2 separate regions of the Homo sapiens genome follow, and region 2 is linked to region 1. A link is an interaction called in ENCODE POLR2A ChIA-PET data of the cell type or tissue named here. Cell type or tissue: A673. All regions are shown on one strand. Links, peaks and the distances in the headings refer to the core of each region. The heading gives the core; the rest is flanking DNA. Region 1 overlaps LRP8 (LDL receptor related protein 8). Region 2 has its middle 42 kb from the start of DMRTB1.

Region 1 (2,920 bases), core at 189-2,688:
ATTCTCTCCCAAAACTGGGGGGTGGAGAGTGGGATGGGGCCAGGCAGAGTGTTTATTTCCAAAGGTGAGGCTCCACCTGAAGAAGAACATCTCTAGAAGGAGACACAGAGGGCAACACAAGCTCTGATTTAGAATAAATGACTATGTTAATGATTAAAGGAGGAAGCTCTCTCCAACACAGCTGGGTAAAAATGGAGCAAGTAGCTTTGTAAGGTGATTAGCAGTCACTCTGAGCATCCCAGTGGAGGCTGAATGATCACCTATCTAGGATGCTATGGAAGGGGTTTCTGTTTTAGTAAGATTACAATAATTGATAAGCATTAAAGACAGGAACAAGGCAGTTATCATTGCTAATATTTATTGTCTTAGAGATCTAGCTATGCAGTAAGGCCAGAAAAAAATTTAAGGGTATAAATATGGGAAAGGAGCCCAGGTGCGGTGGCTCACGCCTGTAATCCCAACACTGTGGGAGGCTGAGGCAGGCAGATTACTTGAGGCCAGGAGTTCGAGACCAGCCTGGCCAACATGGCGAAAACCCATCTCTACAAAAAATACAAAGTAGTTGGGCATGGTGGCGGGCACCTGTAGTCCCAGCTACTCAGAAGGCTGAGGTGGGAGGATTGCTTGAGCCTGGGAGGTCAAGGCTGCAGTGAGCCACAATCATGCCACTGCACTCCAGCCTGGGCAACAGAGTGAGACCTTGTCTCAAAAAAAAAAAAAAAAAAGTAAATAAATAAATACATATGAGAAAGGAGGAAACCAAACTGTTATTAACAGCTATTTGTATTTTTAGAAACTCTTAAGAGAAGCTGGTGAAAAACTATCAGAAATAATTTTAGTTAATCAAGAATCAACATAAAAGATCATTAGCCGTCTTTTTAATCAGCAACAACCAATTAGAAAATTTAACGGAGGCCAGGCACAGTGGCTCACATATGTAATACCAACATTTTGGGAGGCTGAGGCAGGAGGATTGCTTGAACCCTGGAGTTCAAGACCAGCCCGGGCAAGATGGTGAGCCCTGGTCTTTACAAAAAAATTAATTTAAAAAATTAGCCAGGTGTGGTGGTGCATGCCTGTAGTCCCAGCTACTCGGGATGCTGAGGCAGGAGAATCCCTTGAGCCCAGGAGTTCGAGGATGCAGTGAACTGTGATCGCACCACTGCACTCCAGCCTGGGCAAGAGTGCAAGATCTTCTTGTCTCTTAAAAAGAAAAAGAAAAAGAAAAAGTAATGGAATAAAAATACATTCGTAATAGCCCATCAAAAGCTATAAAATACCTAGGAAAACCTAAGAAGAAATACGCAAGTCCTGTGTAATCTATAAAATTCTGCTGAGGGACGTAAAAGAAGACTGAAATAAATAGGCCACATTTCTGGATGGGAAGCTTTAATATAATAAAAAGGTATATTCTCCTCACATAAACTCATATATCTAAAACAATCTTGATAAAAACTTCACCAAAATTTTTATAGAATTGATAAGATTATTCTGAAGTTCACCTAGAAGAGAAACTGAATAAAAATAGCTGAGAAGATGTTGTGAGCATAACATATCATGAAGTTGTGCTAATAGTATGTAGGAATATATAAATCAGTGAAGGAAAATAAACTGCTTAGACGCAAATCAAAGTACGTATGGGAGGTAGTTTATAATAAAGATGACGTGCAAGTCAGGAGAGAAGTATGGATTATTCAATGATGGTTTTGGGGAAACTAGACAGGTATATAGAGAAAAAAACAGTTAAATCTCTACCTCATACGATACTCTAAAATTTAAATTCCAAATAGATTAATATCCTAATACTAAAAAAAAGTTTAAAGTAGAAAAGAAAAACATCAGGAGATATTTTAATAAGTTAGAGTGAGGCTGGCCTTCTTAAGCAAGACACAAAACCCAGAAATCTTAAAAGATTGACAAATCTGATACTTAAAAGTTTCATATTTATGCATGGCAAAAGATACCATAAACAAACTTTAAAACCAAATGTCAGACTGGAAGAAAATATTTGTAACATATATTTTAAAGGTTTAATATTTGTCATGTATAAATATTTCTATAAATAAGAAAAAGATAGCCAATAGAAAAATAAGAAAAGACTGTGAGTGGGCGATTCATAACAGATAAAATATAAGTAAAGGGGCTGATAAGCTTACGAAAATATACTCTACCTCACAGGGAAATGTCAGGGAAATAATACTCATCTTTCACTCCTCAGATTAGCAGAAATTAAAAATATTGAATATTTCAGAGTGAGTTATGTCAGCAAAACAGCATATATCTGCCTCTTTCTATAGGGCAAAGGATGGCAAGAAAGGGGTAGATTTATCTTTCTCCACTCCAATCAAAATAATCCTGGAATAATCACCTCACCATCATCTTTCCTGGTGAAGCCTTTCAAGGCCAATTCAAATGCTGTCTTCTCCAGAAGCGCCACTTTTACTCTGGAATTACCTTTCCTTCTACCATCCCTTCACAAGAGTATCATGCCACTATTACATTGTTCCTCTGTCTCTATCTATATCCAACATGCCCCTATCATAGCACATAATGACATGTATTAACATCTACCTTAAAGGACTTTATTTTTGCCTGATTAAAGACTGAAAGCTCTTAAAGTCTTTATTTTTTTCTTCCCTGGATCCTTGGCACTTGGCACAGTCAGTGTCTTACACAGGGGAGAAGTTTTTAAAACATTTGCTGACTAACTCGGCATACTGAAGATTCCCAGGATAAAAGGACAAAGTTCCTGTCCTTGAAGTACTCATAGCCAAGTAAGGGAGATAAAGCTCTGAATGGACAATCAGAATGCAAAGATACTGCTACGAGATGAGACTGCTAAGAGAGGGGTGTACAGGATACCGTGTGGTCATCAGGGTGGAAGAGAATGAATCAGCCCCCATGATTCTCTGTGAGGTCT
Region 2 (2,920 bases), core at 115-2,614, 160 kb after region 1:
ATGTCCGATAAGGGTAAGCCGCACTTGGCACTCTCTCTCAGGCCGTGTACTTTGTTTTGAAAAATGCCTTCAAATTAAACGTTGATTTTGTAAAATTAAGGAGTGGCTCATTTGGCAAGTTCGAAACACCCAAAACAAGCAAAAAATGCTTGGGTGGAAAGGGAAAAAGAAGAGGAGAGAGAGAAAGCACGGTTTCGGGCCACTGGTTTACAGGTGCTGTGTTTCTTGCATATGATTGAGGAAAACAAAAACCCAGGCCTGGATGTCGACAGGCCTTCTATGACAAGTGACCTTAGACAAAGTTTGTATCTCACTTCCTTCCATTAGCTCACAGAAGAACCAATGGGAAAAGGCATTGGAAATGGCAAGGAATACCCTAAAAGAGATGTATTCTTATTCTGCCTGGATGGTAAAATATTTCCTTGTGAATTATGTGCCAGCTTTCAATGTGCACCAAAAGAAAAGGAGGATTTTAATATTAAATGTATTCTTTTCACTTACTAAGCCATACATTAATTAGGGAGAAAACATGTTCCAAAATATGACATTAAATCCTTTAATAAGCTGGAGTCTTTACAGAAAAGCAGGAAGTACACAGACACTAGCAGCCTAACCTTACATGCAAAGCCATCTGTGAGTTTAGAACTAACCTGAGGTAGCACGCTGTTGTGAAATTCTAAATTAAACACCACTAAACATGATTACGGCTTCAAAAAGTAGTTACATGCTTCAATAACCACACTTTTATCACAAGAACACACAATCTAAAGCCAAAATAGTTGAGTATAACGTGCCAAAAATATGCTCACCCCATACATTGTTAGAAAGAGCAGTAGGAAAAGAAATCTAAAATTTGCTGCTATTTCATTTGACGGCAGCCAACATCTCCTGTCTTCCTTGGCAAGAAGGCCATTTTTCTATGCTGTATTTTGCACACACAGAAATCTGCATAGAGTGATTTGCATACCAAAAACACATTTGTAAAAGAAACTGTTTGCATAGAAGCCAGGGGGAGATAGGGTTGCCACTGTTGACTTCTATACACACAACACTCCCAGGCTACTTACTTTTCACTTTCCTGTGTGCTGAATTTCCAAAAATGGGTTATGGATTTTTTTGATGCATTAAAACTTAAAGCAACTATATCCTGTAGATATCCAAGAACAACCACAACAATAACACATGCTAAATGTTTCGTGCTAACAGACTGTCAACTTTTTACTAAGAGGCTGGTAATAATAAGTGCTATAATATATTGAGCATTTATGATATCCCATGTGTTTTACATAAATTATTGCTTATTCTCACAATTAGTCTTCAAGGTTGGTGTTGTGGTTCCCCATTTACATAGGAGGAAACTGAGGCATGTCAGGGTAAGGTACCTTGTCAAAGCCTTGTAAGCCAGGGCAGTGAAACCAGGTTTGGAAGCCTGACTGACCGCTCAGCCCTTTCCTGCCACCCCTGCCACCCCCACCCCGAGCTGCCTCTCTCTTTTCCCAGTTTTGCTTTCACACCATTGGTTTTTTTTCCACCAGCCTGGTAGGAGGTGGGAGGAAGTCATGCTGAGAGAGGAAGTCATGTTGCACTTTGCTTTCCTGGCATTTTCTCTGACCAGAGCCTAGAAGCAGGACGGCCACAGTCTCAAGGCTCAGTGAAGGTGCCCCATAAAAGAGCTCCGTGACAGACATGGGGTGAATGGGCAATGGCCTGTGATTCAGAGGGTGTCAAGGAGAGAGACGGATTGGTCTCGGCACAAAGACGGTACATGGTAGTTGAGATGCAATGGACCCCTCCCACCCGGTGCCTGCACGCTATCACCGATTCAGTGCCAGCCCAATTGTATTCTTGGAAACACAGAATGGTTTGTGTGTGCTTAATTATAATGCTACTTACAGAGAATTTATCAGCGGCAAATCAGAGGCTTGATGCTTTGCTTAAGAAAAAAAATTGGTAGTGGCTCTTTGAAATGTGTTCATCTGATGAGTCCTTTGGATTTTTCCAGTATACAGCATTTGAAAGAAATTGGCCATTTCTGGAAAGTCAAGTGCGGGGAGCGGGGGCAGAAAGGGCAGAATTAAAAGACTGCAGATGCCTGCCAAAAAAGATTATAAACATTTACTTTCTTTTAAGATACTTCTTTGTCTTTGTGTTTTTTCTCACCTAGTTTCCTGTTATTCATGAATCCATCATTGTCCAAAGACTCCTAGCTTTGAGACCTAATTATGTATTAATCACTGTTAAAAAGCAGTTTTTCTGACACTTTCAGTAATAAATTCCTTTTGATGTGATTAATAGTAACTCTGCCTTATAGCAAGTTCCAGGCTAAAGCAAGTAATGTGACAGCAAACTGCTTTGGAGGCAGACGGATCTGTTTTAAATCTTGGTTTTGTCCTTCCAGTTTGACCTTACTAATCTCTCTAAGCCTCAGTTTCCTCACCTGTAAAATAGGGAAAATAATGCAAGACAGACCCTGGTTGCCTACCTAATAGCCATTTCCATCTCCTTCAATGAGTGACAACAGATCTTAGTTTTGTTCAGCACCTATGGGAAGGCTTGTCATCAAATTCCACGCAATGAGACTGAAGGGGAAATATGCTAGAAGCTTCTGAGAAAGATTTTCCTCTCTGATAAGAGAGATACATGAAGAGAAAGCCCATTTGGGCCGGGTGCAGTGGTTCATGCCTGAAATCCCAGCACTTTGGGAGACCTAGGCGGATGGATCACTTGAGGTTAGGAGTTCGAGACCACCCTGGCCAGCATGGTGAAACCCCATCTCTACTAAAAATACAAAAATTAGCTGGGTGTAGTGGTGCACACCTGCAATCACAGGTGGTGCGCACCTGTGGTGGGAGGCTGAGGCAGGAGAATGGCTTGGACCTCAGAAGGGAGGTTGCAGTGAGCCAAGATCACACCACTGCAC

Evidence for each region. Peaks named below come from ENCODE experiments on the same cell type or tissue, not always from the same donor. Only the 100,000 strongest peaks of a DNase experiment are listed, where the experiment ranks them.
Region 2: POLR2A ChIA-PET joins it to region 1 with 15 read pairs; 4 of 35 experiments call an interaction of 5 or more read pairs at or near these places.

Annotation. Positions count from the first base shown.
Region 1 is chr1:53,251,335-53,254,254 of GRCh38, forward strand. All of the region lies in intron 16 of LRP8 (LDL receptor related protein 8), which reads right to left. LOC105378728 (a long non-coding RNA gene) reads left to right here. Exons shown (of 6, transcript XR_947355.3): 1 at 1-2,920. Among named protein-coding and RNA genes, the nearest start is that of MAGOH-DT, 14 kb to the left of the region's middle. RefSeq lists silencers at 2,450-2,553, 2,743-2,920. In A673, for the core only: no CTCF peak of the experiment used is centred there; no DNase peak of the experiment used is centred there; H3K27me3 peaks cover 2,031 bases.
Region 2 is chr1:53,415,635-53,418,554 of GRCh38, forward strand. No RefSeq gene overlaps it. Among named protein-coding and RNA genes, the nearest start is that of DMRTB1, 42 kb to the right of the region's middle. In A673, for the core only: no CTCF peak of the experiment used is centred there; no DNase peak of the experiment used is centred there; H3K27me3 peaks cover 1,844 bases.